Linked DNA regions of Homo sapiens: region 1 is linked to region 2. A link is an interaction called in ENCODE POLR2A ChIA-PET data of the cell type or tissue named here. Cell type or tissue: PC-3. All regions are shown on one strand. Links, peaks and the distances in the headings refer to the core of each region. The heading gives the core; the rest is flanking DNA.

Region 1 (5,000 bases), core at 1-5,000, 57 kb before region 2:
AGGGACATGAGGAACAACACTATCTGCTGCACCATCTTTCATTATTACCTCTTCTTCACCCTCCACTTCCATTCAGTTACCATGTCCTTCTACATCGATCCCTCCTCCTAGATCTCTCCTAACCCTAACTGCAGTAACTTTTATTCTAGTCTTCATCACTAGTTCTCTGGATTACAGTGGCCTCTGGCTGGTCTTCCTGTCTCCAGTGTCACCCCCTCAAATCCCTGCTGTCCATCCTGCAGTCCGACTATCTTTCTAGACTGCAGATCTCATCAGGCCACTGCCGGCAAGGGGGGCTTCCTGTTGTCATCAGGATAAAATCTAAACTTTGACTGATGCACATGCACTCGTAAGACTGATTATAATACGGGTCTGTTTTTGCCACAGGTTAAAATGGATCCACTTGCAAAAATAAAATGTACAATAAAGCCTTTTATAAATAGAATTGGTCTCTACCTAATGCGGTGCTCACACTGCATTAGTCCCCACTCATCCTCAGGGGATACATTCCCGGACCCCTAGTGGAGGCCTGAAAACACAGATGGTACCAAACCCTGGAAATACTATGTTTTTTCTTATACACACATACCTATGATAAAGTTTAATTTATAAATTAGGCACAGCAAGAGATTAACAATAATAATGAAATAGAACAATTTAATAACAACATACTATAATAAAAGTTATGTGAATGTGGTCCTTCTCTCAAAAGATCTTCTTGCACTATACTCACTCTTCCCGTGCTGATGTGAGATGATGAAATGTCTACATGATGAGATGAAGTGAGGTGAATGACAGCTGCTGTGACGTACTGTGAGGCTGCTACTGACCTTCTGACACTGTGTCAGAAGAAGGATCATCTGCTTTTGGTGATCCTGGATCGTGGAGCCATGATAATGTTGATAGATGTCAGGAGCAGAGGATGTCAGTGACTAATGGGCGTTTAATGGAATGCCGGACAAAGGGGTGACTCACGTCCCAGGTAGGACAGAATGGGATGGCAAGAGATTTCATCAACTTAGAACAACACGCAATTTTTTTTAACTTATGAAATGTTTATTTGTGGAATTTTCCATTTAATATTTTCACACCGCAGTTGACCGTGGGTAATGGAAATCTTAGAAAGCAAAACCACAGAGGAGGGGACGACTGTCCCATGAAGTAACTCTCCTTTTAGAATAAAATGGTTTAGGTCAGGCGTGGTGGCTCACACCTGTAATCCGAGCACTTTGGGAGGCCGAGGAGGATGGATCACCTGAGGTCAGGAGTTTGAGACCAGCCTGACCAATGCAGTGAAACCCCATCTCCACTAAAAATACAAAAGTTAGCTGGGCGTGTTGGCGTGCGCCTGTAGTCCCACCTACCCAGGAGGCTGAGACAGGAAAATCTCTTGAACCCAGGCGGCAGAGGCTGCAGTGAGCCTAGATCACGCCACTGCACTCCAGCCTGGGTGACAGAGCGAGACACCATCTCAAAAAATAAATAAATAAATAAATAAATAAATAAATAAATAAATAAATATAAAATGGTTTACCTTGACAGTAGAAAGACTGCAGGGCTATATTCGTTTTTTCACCTTAGATGCCGAGCTGATTGCCAACCACTAAAGAAACGTTAAGGCATTTCTGGAAGCAGAGAGTGGGAGATGGAGGCACAAGAAGACTTTAGATGGTTTGATGTGAGAGTCCAATACTCAACATGAAAACTGAAGACTGATTTTCTCATGTGATAATAAATCTCCCAGTCATAAAAATTCCCTCTGTCATTAGTCTCATATTAAAAAGCTTGGAGTTGGTCTGGTGCAGTGGCTCACGCCTGTAATTCCAGTACTTTGGGAGGCCAAGGCAGGCGGATCACCTGAGGTCAGGGTTTAAAGACCAGCCTGACCAACATGGTGGGATCCTGTCTCTACTAAAAAAAAAAAAAAAATGCAAAAAGTAACCAGGTGCAGTGGCACACACCTGTAGTCCCAACTACCTGGGAGGCTGAGGCAGGAGAATCGCTTGAACCCAGGAGGTGGAGGTTGCAGTGAGCTCAGACTGTGCCACTGCACTCCAGCCTGGGTGACAGAGTGAGAGTCCGTCTCAGAAAAAAAAAAGCTTGGAGTTAGTTCAAGTAGAATTTTTTTCCCATCTCTGAGCTAACAGATGTTTTAAAGAACCTTTTTTATCAAATGAGCTTCTTTTCAAGTATAAATTATTTTAGCGATGGCCAGTTTTATATTTTGATCCCAATCAGGCAAAAGTTCACATTGGAGTCTCTCATCAATACTTATGGTAAACTGTGTATGAGACAGATTTAAATTCAGGCCTAAATCACTAAGGAGTTTGGGCAGCCCATGAAAAGGATATATCTGTATTTCTTTTAAATGATTAAAAAATTGTGCGTGGTTTTTCCCTCTTGCTTGGGAAACATGTCCCACAAATCTCCTGGCACTTCCAAGGTCTTGCACATGAAGAGAGAAACAACATTCTACAGCTGTCAAGCTGCACACCTCCCTAGTTGTAGACCTCCTCACCCCTACGAGAAACAACAGAGACAGACCTTACATTTGGAAATCACCACATGTACATAGCCATTTCTGTCCTTAGCTTCCTACACTCTCAAGTGCTTTTGCATTCCATCTCCCAATCTCCTTCTCTGTGTCTACTGTGAGCCATGGTGAGGCTTACATAATGTAATACTTACATGAAATACTCTATTAAAAATATAAACCAGAAATGAGGGGCCAGGCGCAGTGGCTCACGTATAATCCTGGCACTTTGGGAGGCGAGGCAGGCCAAACATTTGAGGCCAGGAGTTTGAGACTAGCCTGACCAACATGGTGAAACCCCGTCTCTACAAAACAAACAAACAAAAATTAGCCAGGCATGGTGGTGCATGCCTGTAATCCCAGCTACTCAGGAGGCTGAGGTACGAGAATCACTTGAACCCAGGAGGCGGAGGTTGCAGTGAGCCAGGATTGTGCCACTGCACTCCAGCCTGGGCAACAGAGTGAAACCCTGACTCAAAAAAAAAAAAAAAAGCGAAATGAGTTCTCTTGGTTGCAGAGAAGTATAACACTCCATGTTAGTTTGTGAGCTGGACGTCAATGTCTCGTTCTAGGAATTTAATCTACAAATAGACTTGAACAAGTAACTTTAAGGGATATGGACAAAAATACACTTTGCAGCATAAAGACCTGAAAACAAACTAAATGCACATAGGTAGGAAACCATTTTCAATAAACCATGAATATTCAGTGGGAAACTCCACAGCCATTAAAAAAGAATGAAGGAGATCTGTAGGAATCTCTTTGAAAAAATGCCCAAGACATATTGTTAGATAAAAAAAGGAAACACTGGCTGCTGACAACATGCGTGACATGATCCCATTATGTTTTAAAAAAGAGGCAGTACATTTATGTGTACATAATAGCTTGTATATGCATGGATAATTTCTTAAACTGTGACTGGTGATTACCACTGACAAGTGGAAAGGACAGGGATTGGGAGAAGGGGACAGTAGTGAGAGGCATTCTTTTATTTTTGAGTTTATATCCTTTGTTCTATTTTTTTCATCAATTTACATTACACTTATAATTTCTAAAAGTTAAAAAAGTAAAGTGGGAAACCATTGTGTTCAAGTCACTTTTTTTTTTTAGAATTGGCCTTTACTCATATAATAATTTGGAGCCATAATGAATAATCTCTAGATCAAGTAAACTGCTAAAAATATAAAGCAATAATTCCTAGCCGTCTTCCTTCAGTAAGCTCCCCTAACCAGAAGCCAGAGTTAAATGAGTTTTTCATACAGTTTGTGAAACTATAAAGCAGGTTACAAATCCACATGAATGGTATGATTCCATGATTTGTAAAACGGTGGGCATGCAGGAAAAAAAGAGCAGAAAGAATAAATCTAGAAATGTTAGCTTTTCCTCAGTTTAGTTGGCATGTCAAGTAATTTATACTTATATTTTATGAATTTCCATTTTTATAAGAAGTATATGTTACTTTCATAATCATGTAATTGCCTGATGGGTCCTTCCTGCCTGCTGCACAGACAAAACCAATTCACTGAGACCCTGTTATTGCAGTAAAGAGTTTAATTAATGCAGGGCAGCCTAGCAGGAGGACTGGAGTTATCACTCAGATGAGTCTCCCCAGGAACTCAGAGCCCAGGTTTTTTATGGATAATTTGGTGGGCAGGGGGCTAGGGAATGGGTGCTGCTGATTGGTTGGAGATGAAATCATAGGGGTATAGAAAATGGTCCTCATGTGCTGAGTCCACCTCTGGATGGGGGCCACAGGACTGGTTGAGTCATGGGTCTGGGTGGGGTCAGTCAGTTGCCAGAATGCTGTCTGAAAAACATCTCAAAAGACCAATCTTAGATGCTACAATAGTGATGTTATCTATAGAAGCAACTGGGGAAGACACATCTTGTGACCTCTGGCCACGTGACTCCTGAGCAGTAAGGGATTATAGAAACTACACCTTCATTTTAGAATTCAGACCCTTCTCATAATCCTAGTCTTGTGGACTTTTATTAGTTTTCAGTCTGTGAGCCAGAAGGGCATTAGTTTTAGGGAGGGACTATTATCATCATTGTTTCAAAGTTAAATTATAAACTAAATTCTCCCCATGGTTAGCCTGCCCTAGGCCCAGGAAAAAGCAAAGGCAGCCAGTCTGTGAGGCCAGAAGCAAGAATGGAGTCAGCCATGCTGGACTTCTCTCACTGTCATCATCTTTGCAAAGGTGGTTTCAATCAGAAAACACCAATAAGTTAGTTTCATTTTGAACAAAGGAGAAAATATCTTTTCATACTATTCTCATACTGAATGCTTGACACCAACTCTCTCTGGAAGTTTCTATCATGAGGATATTCCTGGAGCTTTGGACAAAATCCACTTTGGCAGAACCACATTTAAATATGACGCTAGGCTGGGCACAGTGGCTCACACTTGTAATCCCAATGCTTTGGGAAGCCAAGGCAGGAGGATTGTTTGAGGCCAGGAGTTCAA
Region 2 (17,101 bases), core at 1,558-6,557:
CACCAGGGGAAAATAAAAGCATCCCTAATGTTCTTCCTCTAGTCAGTTTGCTTTGCTGAAAGCTCCCTGGAAATTAGTACAGTTCTACAGGAAGCCAGAAGACTGTACTGTCTGTCCACACCATGGTCTCCTCAGTCCCCTCCACGCCAGCCCCTCTTCCCCACACCTAGTAGGTGTGCTACACCTCCCTTTGCCAGTCATCCCGCCATGGATGGGGAGCCTACTTGGTGCCCTGGCAAACCTGTTTACACTAAGGAGATGCCCACAGGGAGCGGGAAGCTCCCAAACCCTCAGTCATTCTCCAGCAGAGACCTTTGCTCTTGGCCAGGTTTGAAACGATGTTCAACCTCGCCACGTCAATGTCTCAGTAAAAGACACTATAGATAGTTATGGACAATACACTCCAAGAATACTGGGCTTATGGGTGGGTTGGTTTTTTGTTTTGTTTTGTTTTGTTTTCAAGTCATGTCTTTATCCCCATATAATGGAGAATGTGCCACTTGGCTAATAATGTGTTTTCAAAACTACAAGTTCAGTGATGACAGGAAAGAGGGCTAAAGTAGTCCCACAGAGGCTGGTAGAAAAGGCGAATCACACTTAAGCACCAGCAGGTTAAAAACCTGAAAGGGTGGCCCTGACAATTCAGACTATAGGTTTTACAGCATGCCACTTGTGCAATAGGAGGTCTAGGGTTGAAACTTTCAAGAACGAGAGGAGGTGAAGGAAGGAGACGTTTACTGCTCAAATGCCATGCATTTCACTGCTTGCCACTGAACTTGTATTTGAATGACTTAGTAATGCTTAATATAATTGGGCAACTTTTTTAGCACTTTGGAAAGAGTCATCAATCTTTCTGGTAAATTATAAAAGTTTTCTGAGTGAGAAAAGGTGTGTTTGGAGTTTGTTTGACTTTTTATATTATTATTGTTATTAATAAAGAAAAAAATCTACAGCATTTTTCAGACTCCACCCTAGAAAATATGTACCCCTGAATTTGGTTTGCAGTTTGATACTCAGGGAAGGATGTATTCCATAGATATCCTTTCCGTATAAAACACTAACATCTTTGAGAAATTCACCTACCAACTAACTTCAATTGTTGTCACTATGCATTCTTCAATGAAAACTAGCTTATTTTTCCATATAGTAATGCAGTTAGGGTTCTCAGCACTTTCTTTCTTCTATCCTTTTTTTAACTCTTCATATTATGTTCAGATGATCATACTGTCAAGGTTTGTGTACATTACTGAAAATTTGTATTGTATAAAGCTTTTTGCATTACGAGGCTGTACAGGGTCATTTTGACAGTAACTGGTATATTCCTTTGCATCTTATGTTGCATTGCCAATTTCTAGTGTATCCAGTTTGAAAGTATAATATACTCTAATTAAAAAAAAAAAAAGGTTGGCTATACTCTTGTTTCTTTTTCTTTTTTGGTTTGCCATCCTTGGCTGCTTGTTGGTCTCAGGGTTATGTCTTGCTTTGTTCTGTTTTTTACTTCTCTGTGTATTTTAATCAGATTTCAGAAGTGTCCACTCCTGGTTATAACTGTCACAAAATTCAAGTGTTGAACAGCGATGGTTATAATGCAAACTGTTATTATGTACATCATTAATGGCCATTAAGGTTGAGAGCATATCCATCATTCAGGACAGTGGCAGGCCAGCTCCTTCCTGAAATTACTTAGTGACATTTAAAAGTGTTTGCCAGCCCTATCCTCTCCTGCTTAACATCATTTCATTGACCCCATAGCCAAAGGGGGGAAAACAGATGAATAATTCCATTTATCTTAATGAAGTTGGGCAACTATGAGATTTTAATGAGTGGAAAAATGGTATGTTTTGCAAACTAAATAATAATCTATCCAAATGCAAGTAATAATAGTTCACCTTTCAAGGGAAGGTACCAGAGAAAGAAACTGAGACCAAAGACAGAGAGAGAAAGAAATGAAAAACACGCTAAGTTCAAACAATTTTTTAAAATCCATTTTGTTCTATCTATTTGAGACCTTTCCATGAATCTATGATGGTTGACAAAAATATATAAAGCAGCAGAAGAGACTGTTTTGCCTGGTTTGTAATTTGCATGCTTATAAATATAATGTCCTTTGCTTATTTCAAGCAATTGTGAACCACTTCACTCTAACATTTAAAAAGATCAAATTTACTTTTTTAAAAATGAGATAATGTAGGAGAAGCCACTTTGAAAATGGCCAGTCACTAATTAGACACTATTTTCTCTTTTATTTTTTCATCCAATAGCTATTTTTTAGGTGATTGAGTCAAATACGTTAATTTGATTCAAATACTAATTTTGTGTTGAGGTGGCTGGTGTTTATTGAAAATGTTAAAATAAGGCAGACTTCTTTGATTTTTGCTAGTGCTACAGGCAGGTGTGGCTTCTCATTTTGTGTACACATTCTTTTTTCCTTAAACTCCACAGCTACCTTACATTTTCCCTGAAGTTGAGAATAGCCAGCAATACAAAGAAAATAATCATCAGTTTAGTAATCATTTCCCCAGAAATGGGCCTTCAGTGACTTTGAGAAATGGTCTGGAAACAGAACTGTTCATGACAGAACAGACCACATCCTCTCTCATCTTGACTTCTCTGGAAAACATGGTGTGTGGACCCCGGCATCTCCAAGCCAGTCATGAGGCCTTTGATTGAATTTTAATCCAAGCACAATTAGATATTTCTCCTACTGTCATGCTACATAAATATAGTTTAAGCTAAGACTCAAAGCCATGTTTTCTATAATGTGTCCACTGCTGATGGATTGTTTGGGGGCCACCAATGAACCATGCCTGACCATTTAACTGAGCTGCCGCACCGGTCACAGGAGAGCAAGGAGAAATAGCAAACCATGGTGAGCACATATGTCCCCTTATCCACAGTCAGAAACACCACAGTAGAACCCCTGCCTGCCAAAGGTCATGTGGGGCTTGTGAACAATTTGAAGGGGAAGACACATCTCATTAGTCACCTCCATGCCTTCAGTCTGTGGGGACGAAGGAGAGCCAAGAGGTGCTTAGTGAGAGATGGAAGCGGGTAGCAGCTGAGTGATTTCATCAGTGCTTCCAGAAGACAGAGAATATAGAACTGGAACCCTTCCCAGCAGCAGCTTAGAACCTGTGAGCAAAATCACAAGATAAAAGGAGTCCCTTGGAGATTTAAGATTCATTCTAAGGAGCCATCTATCACAGATATTCAAGATACTCCAGCCAATATTCTTGCTTACATCATTCCCTCAGAATAGAAGAGTCCCACACAAAATGGGGTTTATTTTGGGAATAACTACAATTAACTAAGCAGGCAAATGCCTGTAAAACAGGCCCCAGGGTAAGTGAAGTGGGGTGACTCCCAGAAATTGGGGCACCCCGTTTTTCCCTGTACAACATCTGAAGGGTTATTTCTTAATCAAGGCCTCTTCTTCTTTATGAAGTAGTAGAGTTTCTGTTCATAATTCTTTCTTTGTAGTTGAATCTGTAAAACAGGAAAATTCAGATCCTGCTCACACTGATAGGAGGTGCAAAAGGGAAAAGAAAAACCAATTGCTATATTCCCCTGGAATTCCTTTCTCATACAGCTAAGTATTAGTTCATTAGTTCTTGGTTTTCAGTAGAATTATAAACCTGGAGCAGAGAATCTGCTTCAATTCACACTTCAAAATCATTTCCCCCTACACAATTCTTTATAGGTGGTTTTTTACCCTGTATAGTGAGAAAATTTGGATTACTTGGAGTCAGGCTACCTGAGTTACAAACCTGGCTCAGACACAAACTAGGGCTGTGATTAAGACATACCGTTAAGCATCTTATGAAAAGAGGCGCTGAACTAAATGATCTCTAAGGCCCCTTCCCACTCTAATATAACATATAATCAACTATGATTCTACAACTTGTTGTAAACAAGAAAAAGTCAGCCTTTTGAAAGAGATGGTTGCAAGGCAGAATCCTTGTAAGGCAGTTACAGCAAAAATGGCACCTCAATATTTTCAAGTCACAACAGGCTCAGTGAAGGGAAAAGAATGACTAAAAAGATTTTTCTGCTCACTTCAAAGGTTGGGAGATCTAAAGTTTTTCTCTTCTTTTTTCTTTCTTGAAACAGAGTCTCAATTCTGTTTCCCAGGCTGGAGTACAGTGGCATGATCTCGGCTCACTGCAACCTCCACCTCCCAGGTTCAAGCAATTCTCCTGCCTCAGCCTCCCGAGTAGCTGGGATTACAGATGCATGCCACCATATCCAGCTAATTTTTATATTTTTTAGTAGAGACGCAGTTTCACCATGTTGGCCAGGCCAGTCTTGAACTCCTGACCTCAAGTGATACTCCTGCCTTGGCCTCCTAAAGTGCTGGGATTACAGGCGCGAGCCACTGCGCCCGGCTTAAAGTTTTCCTTGTCTGGTTAGAGCTAACTCTCCATGCTTGGAATGCCTGCAGTCGTCTTGAGGGTGGCTTAAACATATTTTACTGAACTGTTTGATCTGGTTTGATGAGTTAGGGGTTTGCCAGATGGATAGAGAGGCTTTGCCCTGCCCACTTTCATCTCTCCAACTCTGCTCCCTCCATTTCCCATCCCAATTGCTTCCAGCCTCCTCAAAGTCACCAGTGCCACTGTGACCACTGAGCTCTGACAACCACTTTTCATATGTTTTCTGTAGAAGAGTAAATGGTTTCTTATAGCAGGTATAATGAAACATTTTATTTAGTTTTAACATAATGAAAGAATACACTAAATATTGAGGTGGCAAAGAAGCCCTGGGCAGGCAGCAAGAGCGACTTGGTGAAGCCAAGAGGAGGTCCTGTCAATGACATCTGACCCGAGCTGGTTGCTACAACAAAAGGTAGAATAAGGTGAGTCTGTGAGATGGGGAACAAGTGGTATCCAATACAATGATCATATTTGGTGTGAATGTTGCCATGTCTTTAGCCTCCAGGTCAATGTTGGTTACCCATCCACCCTGCTGGGTTAACTCAGCGCACTTCCCCTCCACTCCTGGCCCCCTACTCTTGAGAAGGACTGATGGTCTTGGGCAGAGCCAAGGACAGCACTGTGTCATGATGCTAAGAAATGGAGGAGTTGGCACATTAAGAGGCAGGCAAAGCCTTCTCATTCATGTAGCAGGGCCTCTTTAGAGTCCTCCCATATTGGGGGTGTGTTATTTCTCTGATGGGATGTAGCTCTTCTAGGACTTTTTAGGGAGAAGCCACTGGAGAGGGTTGTGCACTGCCTTCCACCATAGCCTCTTTGACCTAGGAAAGCCATATGAGAGCCAAAACAGGGCTGATAGGGACAAGTTACCACCCAGGCCTCTGCAGGCAGCCTCAAGCCCAAGCAAAAGGCATCCCAGTGGCTCTCTTAGGTCCAAACTCACCATGAAAGGGGTTGTGAGCCATACTCCAACTAGGAATAAAAAGATTACATTTGTCTGACATCTTCTCTGTGCATATAACTCCCCCAGGAATATGGGGCTGGACAAGGAGTAGGTGCACTCATAACAGATAATTGAAAATTAAAATATTCAGCATAGGGGTTTTCTCTGTTTCTTCCCATCTTTGACACACAACTAGCAGTTGTATTATTAATGGAAGATTGGGATAAAGATGGACTGATGGATAGGATGGCCACATGGATACATAGAATGTATATATAAAGAATGCATAGGTACATACATAATAAAGATAGAAACATAATAAATATGTATGTGTGGGACCACCCAGAAGGAAGGTCATCAATTTTATTATTCTAGGATTCATATTAAAAGACAATATTTTTCAAGGGTGGAGCAAGCTGGTCGAATAGAAGCATTCACCAATCGTCCTCTTTTTCCCCCACCAGAAACACCAAATTTAACAACTACACACACACACACACACACACACACACACACACACACAAAACCTTCATAAAGACCAAAAATCAGGTGAGCAATCACAGCACCTGGTTTTAACTTCATATTACTGAAAAAGGCACTGAAGAGGGTAGAAAAGACAGTCTTAAATTGCCAAGACCATCCCTCCCCAGCCCCCAGCAGCGGCCACGTGGCACGCAGGATCTGTGTACTTGGGGGAGTGAGAGCACAGCGATTGTGGGACCCTGCACTGACCTCAGTGCTGCCTTGTTACAGTGGAAAACAAAACTAGGCTGAACTCAACAGATGCCCACTCATGCTGGCAGCATTTAGAACAGCCCTAGCCAGAGGGGAATTGCCTATCCAAGTGGTCGGAACTTGAGTTCAGGCAAGACACACCATTGTGAGCTAAAGCGCTCAGAAATCCTAAATAAACTCAAAAGGCAGCTTAGGCCACAAGAATGGCAAGTCTTAGTGCTGTGCTGGACTTGAAACCAGTGAACTTAGAGGGTATACGACCTACTGAGACACCAGCCAGGGCAGCTAAGGGAGTGCCCATGCCAACCCTCCACCAACCCCAGGCAGTACAGCTTACAGCTCCAAAATGGACCACTTCCTTCCATTTGAGCAGAGAAAAGGGAAGAGAAATGAGGGCTTTGTCTTGTAACTTGGATAACAGTTCAGCCACAGTAGCACAGGGCACTGGGCAGAGTCATAAGGCGCCGATTCCAGGCCCTAGCTCACGGACGTTTCTAGACACATCCTGGGCCAGAAAGAAATTGCTGCCTTGAAGAGAGGGAGCCATTCCTGGCAACATTCATCACCTGCTGACTAAAGATCCCTTGGGTCCTGCATAACCAGCAGCGATACCCAGATAGTACATCAAGAACTTTGGGTGAGACTGAGATTTGCTGGCTTCAGATAAGACCCAGAACATTCTGAGCTGTGGTGCCTACTGTGAGAGATTCCTTCTGCTTGAGATAAGCAGAGGGAAAAACAAAAGGGGACTTTGTCTTGAACCTTAGGTACCAGCTTGACCACAGTGGGGTAGAGCACCAAGCAGGCTCTTGAGGTTCCTGATTCTAGACATTGGCTCATGGACAGCATTTCTGGACCTGCCCTGGGCCAAAGGGGAGCCCACTGCCCTGACAGGTGAGTCCCAGGCCAGGCAGCATTCACCACAAGCTGACTGAAGAGCCCTTGGGCCTTAAGGGAACATCAGCAGTCACCTGGCGGTACCCACCATATTGTGGGCACGTGATGGTAGTGGTGGCTATGGAGAGAGGCACCCCTGCCTGTGCAAAGGGAAAGGAAAAGTGGGAAGGACTTTGTTTTGTGGCTTGAGCACCAGCTTAGCCACAGTAGAAGAGAGCATGAGGCAGATTTCTAAAGTTTTTGACTCCAGGCCCTGACTCCTGAAGAGCATCTCTGGGCCTGCCTGGGTCCTGGGGGAACTCACTGACCTGAAAGGAAGGACATAAGCCTGGCTAGCTTCACTTGATGATCGTACAGCCCTAGGGCCCTGAGCAAACATAAGTACATAAGTAGAGCCAGGCAGTAGTTACAGTAGGCCTTTGGCAAGACCCAGTGCTGTGCTGGCTTCAGGTCTGACCCAGTGTAGTCCCAGTGGTAGTGCGATGGGTTGCTTATGTCACTCTATCCCCAGTTCCAGGCAGCTCAGAACACACACAGAGACTCTGTTTGGGAGAAAGTAAGGGAAGAAGACAAAAGTATTTACCTGGTAATCCAGAGAATTCTTCTGGATCTTATCCAAGATCACCAAGGCGGTACCTCTACCTCCTGCAAGAACCATAGCATTATTGGGCTGGAGGAGTCCCGTAATGCAGATACAAATTAGATCACAACACTCAAGTCCCTTCAAAGAATTGGAAAGCCTTTCAAAGAAGGATAGGTACAAACAAGCCCAGACTACAAAGACTAAAATAAATACCTAACTCTTCAATGCCTAGACATTGTTGAACATCCTCAAGCATCAAGATCATCCAGGAAAACATGACCGCACCAAATGAACTAAGTAAGGCACCAAGATCAATCCTGGAGCAACAGAGATAAGTGACCTTGAAGGCAAAGAATTCAACATAGTTGTTTTGAGGAAACTCAGAGAAATTCAAGATAACACAGAGAAGGAAATCAGAATTCTGTCAGACAAATTTAGCAAAGATGGAAATAAAAAGAATCAAGCAGAAATTCTGGAGCTGAAAAATGTGATTGACATACTAAAGAATGCAACGGAATCTCTTAACAGCAGAATTGATCAAGCAGAAGGAATTGTTGACCTTGAAGACAGGGTATTTGAAAATACATAGTCAGAGGAGATAAAATAAAAAAGAATTAAAAAGAATTAAACATTCCTACAAGATCTAGAAAAAAAGCCTCACAAGGGCAAATCTAAGAGTTATTGGCCTTAAAGAAGAAGTAGAGAAATAGATAGGGGTAGAAAGTTTATTCAAAGGGAAAATAACACAGAACTTCCCAAACCTAGAGAAAGATACCAACATTCAAGTACAAGAAGGTTATAGAACACCAAGTGAACTTAATCCAAAGAAGACTACCTCAACGCATTTAAAAATCAAACTCCCAAAGGTCAAAGATAAAGAATGGATCCTAAAAGCAGCAAGAGAAAAGAAACAAGTAACATACAATGGAGCTCCAATATGTTTGGCAGCAGACTTTTCAGTGGAAACCTTACAGCCCAAGAGAGAGTGGCATGACATATTTAAAGAGCTAAAGGAAAAAAAAAAAAAAAAAAAAAACTTTTACCCTAGAATAGTGTATCTGGTGAAAATATCCTTCAAACATGAAGGAGAAATAAAGATTTTTCCCAGAAAAAAGCTGAGGGACTTTATCAACAATGGAACTGTCCTACAAGAAATGCTAAAGGGAGTTCTTTAATCAGGAAAAAAAGGATGTTAATGAGCAATAAAAAAAATCATCTGAAGGTACAAAACTCACTGGTAATGTAAATACACAGAAAAAAAACAGCATATTATAACTCTGTAACTGATATGTAAACTATTCTCATATTAAATAGACTAAAAGATGAACCAATTAAAAATAATAACTACAACAACTTTTCAAGACATAGATAATATAGAAGATAAATAGAAACAACAAAAAGTTAAAAAGTGGGAGATGAAGGTAAAGTGTAGAGTCTTTATTAGTTTTCTGTTTGCTTGTTTGATTTTTTAGGCTAACAGTGTTAAGTTGTTACCAGTTTAAAATAATGGGTGATGGACGGGCACGGTGGCTCATGTCTGTAATCCCAGCACTTTGGGAGGCCGAGGCGGGCAGATCATGAGGTCAGGAGATCGAGACCATCCTGGCTAACACAGTGAAACCCCGTCTCTACTAAAAATAACAAAAAATTAGCTGGGTGTGGTGGTGGACACCTGTAGTTCCAGCTACTCGGGAGGCTGAGGCAGGAGAATGGTGTGAACCCGGGAGTTGGAGGTTGCAGTGAGCGAGATTGCACCACTGCACTCCAGCCTGGGCAACAGAGTGAGACTCTGTCTCAAAAAAATAAAAATAAAAAAATGGGTGATAAGATAGTATTTACAAATCTCATAGTAACTTCAAACCAAAAAACATATAACAGATACACAAAAAATAAAAAGTAAGAAACTAAATCATATCACCAGTGAAAAATCACCTTCACTAAAACGAAGACAGGAATGAAAAAAAAAGAAGGAAGACCACAAAACAACCAGAAAACAAACAACAAAATGACAGGAATAAATCCTCACTTGTCTATAATAACACTGAATGTAAATGGACTAAGCTTTCCGATTAAAAGACATAGAGCAGCTGAATAGATTTTAAAACAGACAAATGAAAAAACAAGACCCAATGATCTGTTGCCTGCAAGAAATACACTTCACCTATGAAGACAAGCATAGACTGAAAATAAAGGGTGGAAAAAGATATTTCATGCTAATGAAAACCAAAAAAGAGCAGGAGTAATTATAATTATATCAGACAAAATAGTTTTCAAAAATTATAAGAAGAGACAAAGAGGGTCACTATATAATGATAAAGGGGTCAATTCAGCAAGAGGATATAACAATTTGAAATATATATACATATATATATATATATATATACACACACACACACATTGGAGCATCCAGGTATATAATGCAAATATTATTAGAGCTAAAGAGAGACATCGACCCCAATACAATAATAGCTGGAGACTTCAACATCCCACCTTCAGCGTTGGATATATCTTCCAGACAGAAAATTAACAACTAAACATTGAACTTAATCTGCACTATTGACCAAATGGACCTAATCGATATTTATAGAACATTATATCCAATGGCTATAGAAAACACATTCTTCTCCTCAGTACATGAATCATTCTGAAGGATAGACCATATGTTAGTTCATGAAACAAACACATATAAATTTAAATAAAATCAAGCATCTCCTCTAACCACATTGGAATAAAACTAGAAATCAATAATGAGGAATTTTGGAAACTATACAAATACATAGAAATCAAACAATATGTTTCTGAATGGTCGGTGCGTCAATGAAGAAATTAAGAAGAACGTTGAAAAATGTCTTGAAACAAATGATAATTGGAACACATCATACCAAAACCTATGGGATACAGCAAAAGCAGGGAAGTTTATAACTATAAGTGCCTGCATCAAAAAAGAAGAAAAACTTCAAGTAAATAACCAAATGATGTATATTAAAGAACTACAAAAGCAAGAGCAAACTAAACCCAAAATTTGAAGAAGAAAAGAAATAAGGATTAGAGCAGAAATACATGAAATTGAAATGAAGAAAACAATACAAAAGATCAATGAAATTAAAAGTTGGTTTTCTGAAAAGCTAAACAAATTTGACAAACCTTTAACCAGACTAGCTAAGAAAAAAAGAGAGGTGATCCAAATAAATAAAAGCAGAGTTGAAAAAGGAAACATTACTACTAATACTGCAGAAATTCAAAGGCTCATTAGTTGCTATTATGAGCAACTAGATACCCGTAAATTGGAAAATCCAGAAGAAATGGATAAAGTTCTAGATGCATACAACCTATCAAGATTGAACCATGTAGAAACCCAGTTACTTGAACCAATAACTTGAATGTTATTTGACTAGTAACATGTAACGAGATCAAAGTGGTAATAAAAAGTCCCACAGCAAAAAAAAGCCTGAGACATGATGGCTTCACTGCTGAATTCTACCAAACATTTAAGAAGTAATACCAATCCTACTCAAACTATTCTGAAACAGAGAGAAGGGGATACTTCTAAATTCATTCTAAGAGGTCAGTATTACACTGATACCAAAACGAGACAAAGGCATGAAAGAAAGAAAAACAAGAAAGAAGGAGGGAGGGAGGGTGGCAAGGAAGGAAGGAGGGAAGGAAGCAAAAGGAAAAGAGAGAGGAAGGAAGGAAGGAAGGAAAAGAAAAAGAGAAAGAGAGAGAGGAAGGAAGGAAGGAAAGAAGGAAGGAAGGAAGGGAGGGAGGGAGGGAAAGAAGCGGGGAGGAAGGGAGACTAAAGATCAATGTCACTGATATTGATGAAAAAATCTTCAACAAAACACTAGCAAACTGAATTTAATGACACATTAAAAGGATTATTCATCATTACCAAGTGGGATTTATCTCAGGAATGTAAACGTGGCTCAACATATGCAAATCAATCAATGTAATATATCATATCAACAGAATAGAAGACAAAAACCATATGATCATTTTGATTAATGCGGAAAAAGCATTGTTAAAATTCAACACCACTTCATGATAAAAAAAAAAAACCTCAAAAAACTGGGCACAGAAGGAATACTCCTCAACATAATTAGAGCCATATATGACAGATCCACAGCTAGTATCATACTGAATGGGGAAAAACTGAAAGCTTTTCCTCTAAGATATGGAACACAACAAAGATGCCTACTTTTACCACTGTTATTCAACATAGTACTGGAAGCCATAGCTAGAGCAATCAGACAAGAGAAAGACAGGGCATCCAAATTGGAAAGAAAGAAGTTAAATTATCCTTGTTTGCAGATGATAGGACCTTATATTTTAAAAAACCTAGACTCCACCAAAAAACTATTAGAACTGATAAATTCAGTAAAGCTGCAGAATACAAAATCAACGTACAAAAATCAGTAGCATTTCTATATGCCAACAGCAAACAGTCTGAAAAAGAAATTTAAAAAGGGATCCCATTTACAATAGCTACAAATAAAATGATACCTAGAAATTAATCAAAGAAGTGAAAGATCTCTACAATGAAAATTATAAAACCTTAATGCAAGAAATTGAAGAGGACACAAAAAAGAAAGGTATTCCATGTTTGTGGATTGCAAGAATCAATATTGTTAAAATGTCCATACTACCCACAGCAATGTACAGATTCAATGCAATCCTTACCAAAATACCAACAGCACTCTTCAAAGAAATAGAAAAAAAAAATTCTAAAGTGTATATAGAACCACAAAAGACCCAGAATAGCCAAAGCTATCCTGAACAATAAAAACAAAACTAGAGGAATTACATTATGTGACTTCAAATTACACTACATGGCTGTAGTAATCAAAACAGCATGGTACTGGCATAAAAACAGACCTACAGACCAATGGAACAAAATAGAGAACCAGAAACATGTCCAGGCATCTACAGTGAGCTCATTTTGACAAAGGTGCCAAGAACATACCTTGGGGGGAAAGATGGTCTCTACAATAAATGGCACTGGGAAAACTAGATATCCATATGCAGAAGAATAAAACTAGACCCTTATTTCTCACTATATACAAAAATCAAATAAAAATGGATTAAAGACTAGTATCTAAGATCTCAAAATATGAAACTAAAAGAAAACATTGGGAAAACTCTCCAAGACACTGGAGCGGGCAAAGATTTCTTGAGTTATACCCCACAAGCACAGGCAACTAAAACAAATATGGGCAAATGGGATCACATCAAGTTAAAAGCTTCTCCACACCAAAGGAAACAAACAAAGTGAAGAGATAACCCACAGAATGGGAGAAAACATTTGCAAACTACCCATCTGACAAGGGATTAGTAATCAGAATATATAAGGAGTTCAAACAACTCCATAGAAAAAAAATTATAATAATCTGATTTTAAAATGGGCAAAAGATTTGAATACATATTTCTCAAAAGAAGACATACAAATGGCAAACAGGTTTATGAAAAAGTGATCACTGATCATCAGAGAAATGCAAACCAAAACTACAATGAGATATCATCTCGCCCAAGTTAAAATGGCTTTTATCCAAAAGACAGGCAACAACAAATGCTGGTGAGGATGTAGAGAAAAGGGAACCCTAGTACACTGTTGGTGGGAATGTAAATTAGTACAACCACTATGGAGAACAGTTTGGAGGTTCCTCAAAAAACTAAAAATAGAGCCACCATATGATCCAGCAATTTCACTGCTAGGTATATACCCAAAGGAAAAGAAATCAGTATATTGAAGAGGTATCAGCACTTCCATATTTCTCACGCCACTGTTCACAATAGCCAAGATTTGGAAGCAACCTAAGTGTCCATCAACAGATGAAAGGATAAAGAAAATGTGGTAAATATACACAATGGAGTACTATTCAGCTATAAAGAAGAATGAGATCCAATCATTTGCAACAGCATAGATGGAACTGGAGATTGTTATGTTAAGTGAAATAAGCTGGACATAGACAAATTTGACATGTTCTTACATATTTGTGGGATCTAAAAGTTAAAACAATTGAACTCATGGAGATGGAGAGTAGAAGAATGATTACCAGAGTCTGGGAAGGGTTCTAGGGGGTTAGGGGGAAGTGGGAATGGCTAATGGGTACCAAAAAAAAAAAAAAAAATGAATGAATAAGACCTAGTATTTGATACCACAACAGTGTGTCTTATAGTCGATGATAATCTAATTGTACATTTTATAATAACTAAAAGAGAATAATTGGATTGTTTGCAACACAAAGGATACATGCTTGGGTGATGGATACCCCATTTACCCTGACGTGATTGTTATGCATTGCATGCTGCATCAAATTATCTCATCTACCCCATAAGTATATATACCTACTATGTACCCATTAAAATAATTGTTTAAAGACAAAATTTTTCATTTTTTCTTTGTTCTATTTAATATAAAAACAGATTGATGAAAATGTATGAAAAGAAAAACTAAGGGTCAAAGATATCTTATTAATCAGAATGAATACCTCCTTGCTCACCTTTTCTACAATTAAATAAATGGGCATAGCAATAGATTATCACCATAGATCATCACCATACTATTCGTCAAGGTCCCATCTCTCTTTTTTTTTTTTGAGACAGAGTTTCAATCTGTTGCCCAGGCTGGAGTACAGTGGCGCTATCTTGGCTCACTGCAAGCTCCGCCCACTGGGTTCACGCCATTCTCTTGCCTCAGCCTCCCGAGTAGCTGGGAATACAGGCGCCTGCCACTACACCTGGCTAATTTTTTGTAGAATTACTAATTTTTTTTTGTAGAATTGCTAATTTTTTGTAGAGACGGGGTTTTACCGTGTTAGCCAGGATGGTCTCGATCTCCTGACCTCGTGATCCACCCGCCTTGGCCTCCCAAAGTGCTGGGATTAGAGGTGTGAGCCACCGCGCCCAGCCAAGGTCCCATCTCTTTATGGCATCAGACAATAGACATAGTAGCAGCAATAGTGAAATATTCAAGAGTTGGGGTTACAATTAAATGGGCAGAGTAATAATTTCCTGCCGAAGGACTTAACAATTTGGTTTATCTGCCTGTGGATAAGAAGCTAAATGTGTACACGAATGATTTTGTATCACAGGATCCTTTGTTTAAATATAAGCCCTTCACATTACCCATAATCCATTGCCACCCTCATCATTATTCCCTATCCCTTTTCTTCAGAGCCCAAAGTTTCCATCCCAGTTGAACATATTCTAAAGCAAGTCCCAGCCTACCTTACCAACCATTTCTCCCCCCAAGATTCCCCCTCCACGCTAACCATGATCAATGTCTCCCTCTCTTTTTCATTTATTATTTAATGAGCAACAAATATATGGAAAATCGTGTGTTGGCAGCTGATAAGGAATGGAAATAAATAAGATACATTTCCCAGCTTTAAGGAGTTTACTAACCAATAGAAGAAATGCGTGTTTGAGCATATGCATTATAATACAAGGAAAAATACACATAAATTGCTGTGAAAATATTGAATAAAGAATGACAGATTCTAACTGTGGTGGGAGGAGGCATTATGGAGGATGTAGCATGCAAGCTGCAATCTAAAGAATGAGTGGGATTTCCATACACAGAAAAATTGGGGAGGGCATTCCAGATTGAGAGAACAGCTTGAGCAAAGGCAAGAAGGTGAGAAATTGCTTGGTGGATTCTGTTGTGCTAGAAGATTACAATGAAACCAAACAAAGACAGCTTGTGTAGGGCTTCAAATCCCTGTCAAGGAGACTGAATGCCTAAACTACTCTGTAGTTAGTAAGAGCTAACAAAAAATTTTGAGGCGAATGGCATGAATTAGATCTGCATTTTAGGAAGATAATTCTAGCAGCACTAAGAAAGTCCTATGGTTTGAATCTCCCAAAGTTCATGTGTTGAAAACTTAATCCCTAATGTAGCTGTGTTGAGAGACAGTACCTTGAAGAGGTGATTAGCTCATGTGGTCTTTGCCCTCAGAAATGGATTAATGCCGTTATCACAGGCATGGCTTTGTTATCTCAGGAGCAGGATCTTCATAAAAAGATGAGTTAAGCCCGCTTCCCCTTCTGTCTCTCATGTGTTCTCTTGCCCTCCCACCTTCTGCCATGGGATGATGCAGCAAGAAAGCCTTCACAAGATGCTGGCCCCTTGATCTTAGACTTTCCCACCTTTAGAACCATGAGCCAAATAAGTTTCTGTTTATTATAAATGATATAGTCTCGGGTATTTTGTTACAGCAACACAAAACAGACTAAGACAGAAGGGAAGACTCAAAAGGCAAAAAAGACAGAGATGAGGTATGTTCCAAATGTCCTAAACTGAAGTCATCATCTTCTCCCTTAAATCTGACCCTTACCATGTATTTCTTACTCCAGTAAGGGCACACCTATCCTCCAACTTACCTAACCTATAAAACTTGGGGTCAGCTTTGTCCCCTTCTAGCTCTCCTACTTCTTTTTCTTCCTCTTGCTCTTTGGATAGTTAATCCATCAAAGAGCTCTGTTTATTTTATCTGCCAAATATTTTTATGACTCTCTCCTGTCTTTTCCACTCTTAACATCCTTGTGCAGATTCTTAGCATCCTCACCAGGTGGATCACAATAGTTTCCTGTCTAGAAGAAAATGCTCTGGCTGGGCGTGGTGGCTCACGCCTACAATCCCAGCACTTTGGGAGGCCGAGGCGGGTAGATCATGAGGTCAGGGGTTTGAGACCAGCCTAACCAACATGGTGAAACCCCGTCTCTACTAAAAATACAAAAAAATTAGCTGGGCGTGGTGGCGGGCGCCTGTAATCTCAGCTACTCAGGAGGCTGAGGCAGGAGAATTGCTTGAACCCGGGAAGTGGAGGTTGCAGTGAGCTGAGATCGTGCCACTGCACTCCAGCCTGGGCGACAGAGCAAGACTCTGTCTCAAAAAAAAAAAAAAAAAAAAAAAAACAAGAAAAAGAAAATGCTGTCGTGTAGAAAACTGAAAATGTATTCCAAAGCTCAGAAGAAAGTTCATGATGAGACTTGTTGGAGCAAAGATGACATTTGAAGACAGTGGAGAGGGTGGTAACACCATGGAAGAAACAGCAGCAGCAGCAACAACAGCAAAAACAAAGGCACCAATGACAGAACCTTAGGAGATGGCTTTAATGGAGGAGAAGAAAGAGGAGGAGTTGTCAACACATGAGAATGAGAAGAAACAGAGAAGCCAGAGACAAGCACAACATTGCTAGAGAACCCAACGGTAGAGAGACTTTTATGTGAAATCATACAGAAGGATGAGTAGAGTGAGGCTGAATCTCATAGCCTGTATCAATTTGATGGCCATTGGTGATCTTTAAGGATGCAGATTCAATGACAGGTTAGAAGTGGAAGCTAAATTCCAGTAGGTTACAGAATGAGTAGATGGTGAGATGCTGGCAACAAAGAGAAAAGTCTACCCTTGTATTGAGTTTAGTACTGAAAGAAATAAAGTTAATGCAGCCAGGCATGGTGGCTCATGTCTGTAATCTCAGCACTTTGGGAGGCCGAGGCAGGCGGATC

The links. ChIA-PET counts read pairs that join two places held together with the same protein. Peaks named below come from ENCODE experiments on the same cell type or tissue, not always from the same donor. Only the 100,000 strongest peaks of a DNase experiment are listed, where the experiment ranks them.
Region 1: POLR2A ChIA-PET joins it to region 2 with 5 read pairs; 2 of 35 experiments call an interaction of 5 or more read pairs at or near these places.

Annotation. Positions count from the first base shown.
Region 1 is chr4:145,809,019-145,814,018 of GRCh38, reverse strand. All of the region lies in intron 8 of ZNF827 (zinc finger protein 827), which reads left to right. Among named protein-coding and RNA genes, the nearest start is that of ZNF827, 130 kb to the left of the region's middle. RefSeq lists an enhancer at 4,836-5,000. In PC-3, for the core only: a CTCF peak has its summit at 496; a DNase peak (open chromatin) is centred at 948; H3K27ac peaks cover 2,981 bases.
Region 2 is chr4:145,741,939-145,759,039 of GRCh38, reverse strand. It overlaps ZNF827 (zinc finger protein 827), which reads left to right. Exons shown (of 15, transcript NM_001306215.2): 15 at 1-1,413. It also overlaps a transcript of C4orf51 not described here. Among named protein-coding and RNA genes, the nearest start is that of C4orf51, 70 kb to the right of the region's middle. In PC-3, for the core only: no CTCF peak of the experiment used is centred there; no DNase peak of the experiment used is centred there.